3 separate regions of the Homo sapiens genome follow, and regions 2 and 3 are each linked to region 1. Evidence: chromatin contacts called from ENCODE Hi-C or POLR2A ChIA-PET data. All regions are on one chromosome and are shown on one strand. The core of a region is the stretch at or near the end of the contact, and the rest is flanking DNA. Distances in the headings are between cores, read along the strand shown. Region 1 overlaps DOP1B (DOP1 leucine zipper like protein B). Region 2 holds the start of CBR1-AS1 (CBR1 antisense RNA 1). Region 3 holds the start of CLDN14-AS1 (CLDN14 antisense RNA 1).

Region 1 (2,539 bases), core at 12-2,511:
CTGATCCCAAACTCAGGTGATCCAACCACCTTGGCCTCCCAAAGTGCTGGGATTACAGGTGTGAGCCATCGCGCCTGGCCTAATTTTTGTATTTTTAGTAGAGACAGGGTTTTTCACCATGTTGGCCGGGCTGGTCTTGAACTCCTGGCCTCAAGTGATCCACCCACCTTGGCCTCCCAAAGTGCTGGGATTACAGGTGTGAGCCACGGTACCTGGCCTAATTTTTGTGTTTTTAGTTGAGACAGGGTTTCGCCATGTTGGCCAGGCTGGTCTCGAACTCCCAACCTCAGGTGATCCACCCGCCTCAGCCTCCTAAAGTGCTAGTATTACACGTATGAGACACCACGTCCGGCCCAAACCTGCTTTTTAAAAACTAAAAGACTTTCTTTTGCAGAACAGCTTTAGGTTCACAGCAAAATGGAGTAGAAAGTAGTTCCCGTACATCCCATCCTACATACATACAAGCCTGCCGTATTATCAACATCCTGCACCAGAGTGGTACATTTGTTAAAACTGAAGAGCCTCTACTGACTCACTGTTATCCTCCCAAGTCCAGAGTTTACATCAGGGTTCACTCTTGGTGGTGTACATTGTATGGATTTGGAGAAATGGACAATGACATGGATCTACCATTATAGCTCTGTATGCAATAATTTCACTGCCCTAAAAATCCTCTGTGCTTCACCCATTCATCCCTGCCTCCCTCTCCCCAACCCCTGGCGACCACTGATCTTTTTACTGTCTCCATGGTTTTGCCTTTTCCAGAATGTCACATGGTTGGAATCATACAGTGTGTAGCCTTTTCAGACTGGCTTCTTTCACTTAGCAATGTGCATTTAAGAGAACCCGCTCTTTAACCACAAACATTTCTATATGATTACTCTCTTTGTGGGGGTAGGAGAGAGAGAAATAGCCTCTGGGGCTGGTCATGAAATTAAACAAATGAGCAGCTGTGCTAAGCCGGCAGGAAACATAAGCCTATGGGGCAAAGTGAATCGGAGATGGCAGGCTCCAAATAAAGGCATTTGTATCTAACTAAACACAGACAAAAAGGTCTACACAAAGGCAGTGAGGAGCACCAGTGGGTAAGCCCTGTTTTATAAGCATTCAGTAGCAAAAACCACACACACACACACACACACACACACACACACACACACACACACACACACCATAGAAACACATTCATAAACACTCCTGTGAGCCAAATTTGCAGAGCCACAGATGTTGCAAGTAATCTGAAACTTGGTATTCCGAGCTGGCTTAGCTGTCACTAGAAACCCAGATGGTGGTTTCCCATAAACTGTACATGAAAAACAAGTGAAAGTGCTTAAAAGGAAAAAACAAAATCTCTTACTTCAAAAAGGACACACGATCCTATCTGACTTACATTTGAAATAATGGCATCTTGTCAGGTGGAAAAGAAAGCGCTGTGTCCAAGAATTTGCAAGCTGATAAATACAAGATGAGTTCACTCTGGGGTATCTCCCCCACTGAGGGTCCATTTGCATCCGGGACTGAAACTTTCGTTCTGTTTACTTTGTTGGTGCTTCTATAAATTTGCAAAGAAACGCTTGTTATAAATTCATTCAGATCTGTTATAGTCCATTCACCTATGACCTGTCCCTCAGAAGAATTTTCTTTTTAAGAAATTTTTGGAATAGCTGGTCCTTTCACAAGTACTTCAAGATAACAGCATTTAACATTAGACAACTCTATATCTAAAGTGACGTGCTTTAATCGTGACTATCTTTTCCTCTTGTGTACAGATCTTGTACTGCTTACCTCAATGACTCATCTTCATCTTTTAGATCTTCTTCAAGCTGTGTGAATGTCTGAATCTGAAAAAAAAATGCATTCAAGTTACTATCTGAGACAGATTAAATCTACCCAAATATTTTTTTTTACTTATTTTTAAAAATCGATTAATTTATGAATGAATGAATAAGACGGGGTCTTACTCTGTCACCCAGTCTGGAGTGCAGTGGTACAATCATGGCTCACTGCAGCCTCAACCTTCTGCAGATGCAACTTCCCGCCATGCCGAATTAATTTTTGTATTTTTTTGTAGACAAGGAGTTTCACCATGTTGCCCAGGCTAGTCTCGAACTCCTGGGCTCAAGTGATCCATCCACCTTAGCCTCCCGAAGTGCTGGGATTACAGGCATAAGCTACCACGCCCAGCCCAAATTTATATGTATATAAAAAACTAGTAAGTATTATCAAATGGTACAAGTTAGTTGGAATAACTGACAGGGTGAGAGATCAAATATGATCATAGAGTAAAATATTCTCTGTTTAACCAAGAGCTAACCATGTGCTACCAACCTGATTAAAAATAACATTTAGATAAAATGGGATACATAGGAAATAGTACGTTATGTTACTGAAAAAGCATTTTAAAAAGCTCCAACCTTGCTTTCAAACTTACAATACTTGTACTCACCAATTCAGAGACCATTATTGGCCACAATGAAGTCAAATGTTGAGGAGATATTCTTAGCAGCAAAACTCTGAAAAAAAGAAACATCTGAGCAGC
Region 2 (2,539 bases), core at 28-2,527, 160 kb after region 1:
GAACTCGGGAGGCGGAGGTTGCAGTGAGCCGAGATTGTGCCACTGCACTCCAGCCTGGCAAAATACTGGTGGCCAGGCATGGTGGCTCATGCCTGTAATTCTAGCACTTTGGGAGGCTGAGGTAGGTGGGTAGCTTGAGTCCAGCCTGGGCAACATAGTGAAACCCTGTCTCTACCAAAAATACAAAAATTAGCTGGGTGTGGTGGTGTGTGCGGTAGTTCCAGCTGGGAGGATTGGGTGAGCCCGGGAGGTGGAGGTTGTGGCGAGCCGAGATGGCGCCATTGCATTCCAGCGTGGGCAACAAGAGCAAAACTCTGTCTCAAAAAAAAAAAAAAAAAAAAAGTTGTGGGTTCTGGTGGTTTACTGCTGTGATTCTGTTTAGATTGGCTTTGCTATCACTTAATGCCATTGTCCCTTTGTGTTTACCAAATCACTGGGTAAGAACCCAAACCTTTGCCAGTAACATGGCATTCTTCCAGGGTTCTTCTCCTTCCAAAGTCCTTTTGTGGTCTGAAGGACTGAATGTCCACAGCCGTTCCCTCATCTGCATCCAGCGACTGTCTGAGCACCTGTTAGGTACCAGTCATGCTCAGGAGTGAACAGAGGCCTGGGAAGGGCAGGAGTGGAGCTCCCTGCCTTCATGGCTCCTTATTGTAGCTCCTACTTACTCACTGTGTGATCGTGGGCAAGGTTCCCAATCTCTCAGTGTCTCAGTTTGCTCATCTGTACAATGGGAATAGTTTTAGTGCCTAGCTCTTACGATTGCTGTAAGGAGTACAGCATGAATGTTTAATATTATAAAAGTGCTTAGAGCAGTACTGACAAACGGTAATACATAAATGTTTGCTGTTCTTACATTTTTTCAGCAAAGGCAGGCAGACACCATCTAAAACCATACATTCATGTCTTTACAGCCATTGATTGGTGTTCTCCTGGGTAACAGGCACAGTCATGACTACCATTATTTGCTAGAGGCAGATAATGTGGGCAGAGGTGGGAGGTGAGGGGAACCTGTCTACAGCTTCGCCTTAAAGAAAGCGCTCTTGACTCCCATCGCGTTCTAAGAAAGTCTGGGTTGCAGAAGGCAAGCTTGGGCAGGAATGGGGCCCATTGTTTTTCTGGAAGCAAGATTAAGGTCAGGTTCTGAGTCAAATGAAGAGGTCAGCAAACAGCTTGGTAACTCCCCACCTCCTCTTCTCTATGCCTAGTTCTTCACTGCCTGCCCTTCCCAGGGGTGGGTCACAAAGTGGCTTAGGGTCAGGACAGTGAGGCTGTTGAGTGCCATGGGGGGTGTCAGGGAGAAGACAATTCCTACAATGCCACCTCATGTAGCTGAAACCTCGCCTTCCTCTCCTAAGTGTTCTGTGCCTGAGTGCTGGGGTCAGGATTATGCATGGTCCCAACAGGGCTTGACCAGGCAGGACAAGCAGGTGTGTGATTTGTATGCTTGAGGTCACCATGGTGGCTGTCCCTTTGCTACCCTGGAATTGGTTTCTGGTCTCTATATTCAGAGTGACTCAGGGAAAAGCATACTGCTTATTGTAAACACTGCTGACTTGGAAGAAGAGATTCTCCTTGCAAATGTGGTAGGAACCAGTTTAAGTGTGATGTCTGGAAGGCTGGGCTCTGTGCCTGAAAGGAAATCTGCCACACCCTTGCTAAACTGGACAGAGAAGGGGCCATGGCAGGCTGGTGAAGCACCTGTGCTGGGAAATGTGGGTCCGAAGGCCCCAGTCCTCTCCTTGGGAGCTGGATCAGGGTTTATTTTAAAGCCCATTCTTACCTCTTAGCTTGGCAAAGTATTGCCAAGCCTGGGGAAAACCAGCCATTCATGTATATTTCTGGCGAGTGTAATGTACCTCCTCTTTGGAGGGCAATTTGGCTGTTGTCTATTGAAATTAAAAATATGCGTCTCTTCCTGGAAAGGGAATTGTTGGGGGAATTTATCCTACAGATACCCTCCCGTGTGTGTAATGATAGCCGGACCAGGATGTTCTTTAAAAGTGGTTCTCAGCCAGTTTGTTACAAAGGTCATGAATTATTCAGCAAGATGATAATGGTTTTATGTTTTTAAAAATGATAAATTGTAGCCTGTTGATCATCGTTAAAAATATTTGAATGCTATTTGTATGGCTTTCTCTGTGAACTTCAGTGATTATTTTGGACAGTTTGTGTTTGTAGAACTTGCTGCCAGACAGTGCCCCTTGTGGTTGAGTGGCTGCACTACATGGCATATGTATCAGTTTCCTGCGGTCACCATAACTAAACACCAAATACAGGTGCAGAGCTTCATTCTCTCATAGTTCTGGAAGCCAGAAGTCCGAGATCAAAATGTTGTCAGGACCATGCTCTCTCTCCAAGCGCTGGGAAAGAATCCTTCCCTGCCTCTTCCACTTGCTGGTGGTTGCTAGCAATCTTTGGCATTCCTTGTCTTGGGGCAGCATCACACCAATGTCTGCCTCTGTCTTCATATGGCTGCTGTCTCTGCTGAGCATCTGTGTATGTCTTCTCCTCTCCTGTTCCTTTTTTTTTTAATTTT
Region 3 (2,539 bases), core at 24-2,523, 140 kb before region 1:
AATAGCAGGTTTTGACGGGGATGTGGAGAAATTGGTGGCCTCTTACATTGTTGGTGGGAATGAAAGTGGTGCAGCTGTGGAGGGAAGTGATTTGGCAGTTCCTCAAAATCCTAAACAGAATTGGTTTCTTAGGACTGCCGTAACAAAGCACCACAAACTTAGTGGCTTAGACAAAGAAACATGCTGTCTCCCAGTTCTGCAGGTGGGAAGTCCAAAATCAAGGTCTTGGCAGGCACAATGGATCATGCCTGTAATCCCACCACTTTGGGAGGCCAAGGCAGGCAGATCACTTGAGGTCAGGAGTTGGAGACCAGCCTGGCCAACATGGTGAAACCCTGTCTCTACTAAAAATACAAAAAACTACCCAGGTGTGGTGGCAGGTGCCTGTAATCCCAGCTACTCAGAAGGCTGAGGCAGGAGAATTGCTTGAACCTGGAGGGTGGAGGTTGCAGTGAGATGAGATCACACCATTGCACTCCAGCATGGGCAACAGAGCCAGACTCCGTCTTGAGAAACAAAACAAAACAAAACCGATATCAAGGTCTTGGCTGAGTTGGCTCCTTCCACAAGGGAAGGATCTGTTCCAGGCTCTCCCAGCTTTTGGCGTACCTGGCTTGTTGGTGCCACCTTCTCCCTGGGTGTCCACAACATCCTCCCTCCATACATGTCTACGTGTGTCCACATCTCCCTGTTTTAGAAGGACACAAGTCATACTGCTTTAGGGTGTGACATTTTAAGTTGATTACATCTGTAAAGACCCTCCTTATTTCCAAATAACATTACATGCTGAGGTACTGGTGGTTAGGACTTCAAGTATCTTTTTGGGAGTACATAATTCAACCCTTTACAGCATTTGATCCAGCAACACAGTGAAACCCCATCTCTACAAAAAATACAAAAATTAGCCAGGTGTAGTGGCACATGCCTGTAGTCCCAGCTATTTGTGGGGCTGAGGTGGGAGGATTGCTTGAGCCCGGGCTGTCGAGGCTGCAGCGAGCCGAGATGGTACCACTGCACTGGAGCCTGGGCGAAAGAGTGAGACTATGTCTCAAAGAAAAAAAAAAAAAAGTACTCGCCCAGAGAAACCGACTCCCCCGCCGCAGGCTTGTGTTACACTGTGGGCATCTCAACCCAGGCTCCATTTCCCATTCTCTCATTTAGCACAGTATAAAAACCCTACGTTACCTTGGAAAATGAAACTCCAGCTGCACAATTCCCTGCCTCTGAGCAGGGAAGCCTGAGGGCCAGTCTGAAGGCGGAGGCGAAAGCTTCTGAGCCTGTGACTCAGGAGTGCCCAGACGTGGTTTCTGGTCCCACCCAGCTGAGCTCCGTTAGTCACCCCGCAGGGTCACGAGCTTCACGCAGCCTCTAGGCGGCCAGATTGTGTTTCTTCCACCTGCTTTATCAGCCAGGAAACAGGAGCCCCTGACTAATCTGAAGCCCTGGCCTCAGAAGAAAACAACGCTAATGACTCAGAGGCCAGAGCTGAGACCAGACAGACCCGGTGTAGCCACTCGGGCCAGGCTGCTCTGCGAAGCTGCTGTTTCCTCTGCTGCCGAAGCGGTTTCTTCCACCCAGGGCGGTGCGGTGGTTTGGCGACTTAGAGGTTTGGAGGTCCCTTCTTCCTAAGAGTTAACTGTCCTGAAAAAGCCCAAAACAAGAGCGGCATGATCTTAAATCCTGGGGAGAGGACACAGGCTGCCTGGAGGGGCCGAGGGCACACCTAGAGCTGGGGTTTTGTTCTCACTCTGTTGCCCAGGCTGCAGCACAGTGGTGCGATCTCGGCTCACTGCAGCCTCAACCTCGCTGGGCTCAGATGATCCTCCCACCTTAGCCTCCTGAGAAGCTGGGACTACAGGCACGTGCCACCACATCTGGCTAATTTTTTGTAATTTGTAGAGACAGGGTTTCACCATGTTGTCCAGGCTGGTCTTGAACTCCTGGGCTCAAGCAGTCTGCCTGCCCTGGCCCCCCAAAGTGCTGGGATTACAGGCGTGCGCCACCGCGCCTGACCAAAGAGCTGGGTTTTGATTCCACATGTGGAGGAGGTGCCTGCCTAGGGCTGACTGGGAAAAGTGTCTAGGGCTGAGCTCACAAAGTGATGAGCTCCCCGTTGCCAGAGGGCTTCAAGCTGAGGCTGAGTGAGACGAAGCACGATGGAGTGAACGGTATCCCTGTGTTGGAAGGAGGGTGGGTTATGTGAAAAGTGTCCCTTGTGGAAAAGAGGAAAATAGCCCAGCCCTGGGCTCCACTTCCTTGAAAGCGAATTTGGTGTCTGCTCCTTGGACAGATCAACACAAGCACCTACCCTTCCCAGGCCGCCGTCCCTTCTTCACCCAGAAGGGGAGTTCAGGGAAACTGGGCAGACATGGGCAATCCCACTGGGTTGGCTGCTTCTGGCTGTAAAATTCAAATCTCTAAGGCCTCTCCAATAACACAGTCCTAAAATTTCACATCATCAGCAAAGTCATGACTGCCATCTTGAGCTCCAAAACACCCCTCAAATGCGCCTATCCCTCCACCCTGCAAGCCAGCATCT

What was found. A loop is a pair of places that touch in the nucleus more often than their neighbours do. ChIA-PET counts read pairs that join two places held with the same protein, here RNA polymerase II (POLR2A). Pooled maps may share reads with other maps.
Region 2: a pooled map shows a loop between it and region 1 (2.0-fold over the local background). The contact joins the promoter of CBR1-AS1 here to the enhancer-like site in region 1. A Hi-C loop is called at or near these places in 8 of 50 pooled maps. POLR2A ChIA-PET finds 5 or more read pairs at or near these places in 15 of 52 experiments (A673, CD4-positive, alpha-beta T cell, CD4-positive, alpha-beta memory T cell and 11 more).
Region 3: a loop to region 1 is called in a pooled map, with 4 times the contacts of the local background. The contact joins the promoter of CLDN14-AS1 here to the enhancer-like site in region 1. A Hi-C loop is called at or near these places in 4 of 50 pooled maps. POLR2A ChIA-PET finds 5 or more read pairs at or near these places in 2 of 52 experiments (activated naive CD4-positive, alpha-beta T cell and naive thymus-derived CD4-positive, alpha-beta T cell).

What each region holds. Positions count from the first base shown.
Region 1 is chr21:36,288,058-36,290,596 of GRCh38, reverse strand. It overlaps DOP1B (DOP1 leucine zipper like protein B), which reads right to left. Exons shown (of 37, transcript NM_001320714.2): 33 at 2,447-2,539; 34 at 1,786-1,841; 35 at 1,391-1,552. Among named protein-coding and RNA genes, the nearest start is that of MORC3, 31 kb to the left of the region's middle. RefSeq lists a silencer at 755-804. Within about 2 kb of position 1,261, at least 8 of the 41 ENCODE cell types and tissues checked have a DNase peak (open chromatin) inside an H3K27ac peak, as active enhancers do; they include CD4-positive, alpha-beta T cell and CD8-positive, alpha-beta T cell, where a contact is called at or near this core.
Region 2 is chr21:36,125,378-36,127,916 of GRCh38, reverse strand. CBR1-AS1 (CBR1 antisense RNA 1) reads left to right here and starts at 1,277. Exons shown (of 4, transcript NR_040084.1): 1 at 1,277-1,430.
Region 3 is chr21:36,429,059-36,431,597 of GRCh38, reverse strand. It overlaps CLDN14-AS1 (CLDN14 antisense RNA 1), which reads right to left and starts at 1,273. Exons shown (of 3, transcript NR_183530.1): 1 at 1,186-1,273. RefSeq lists enhancers at 1,213-1,272, 559-1,434.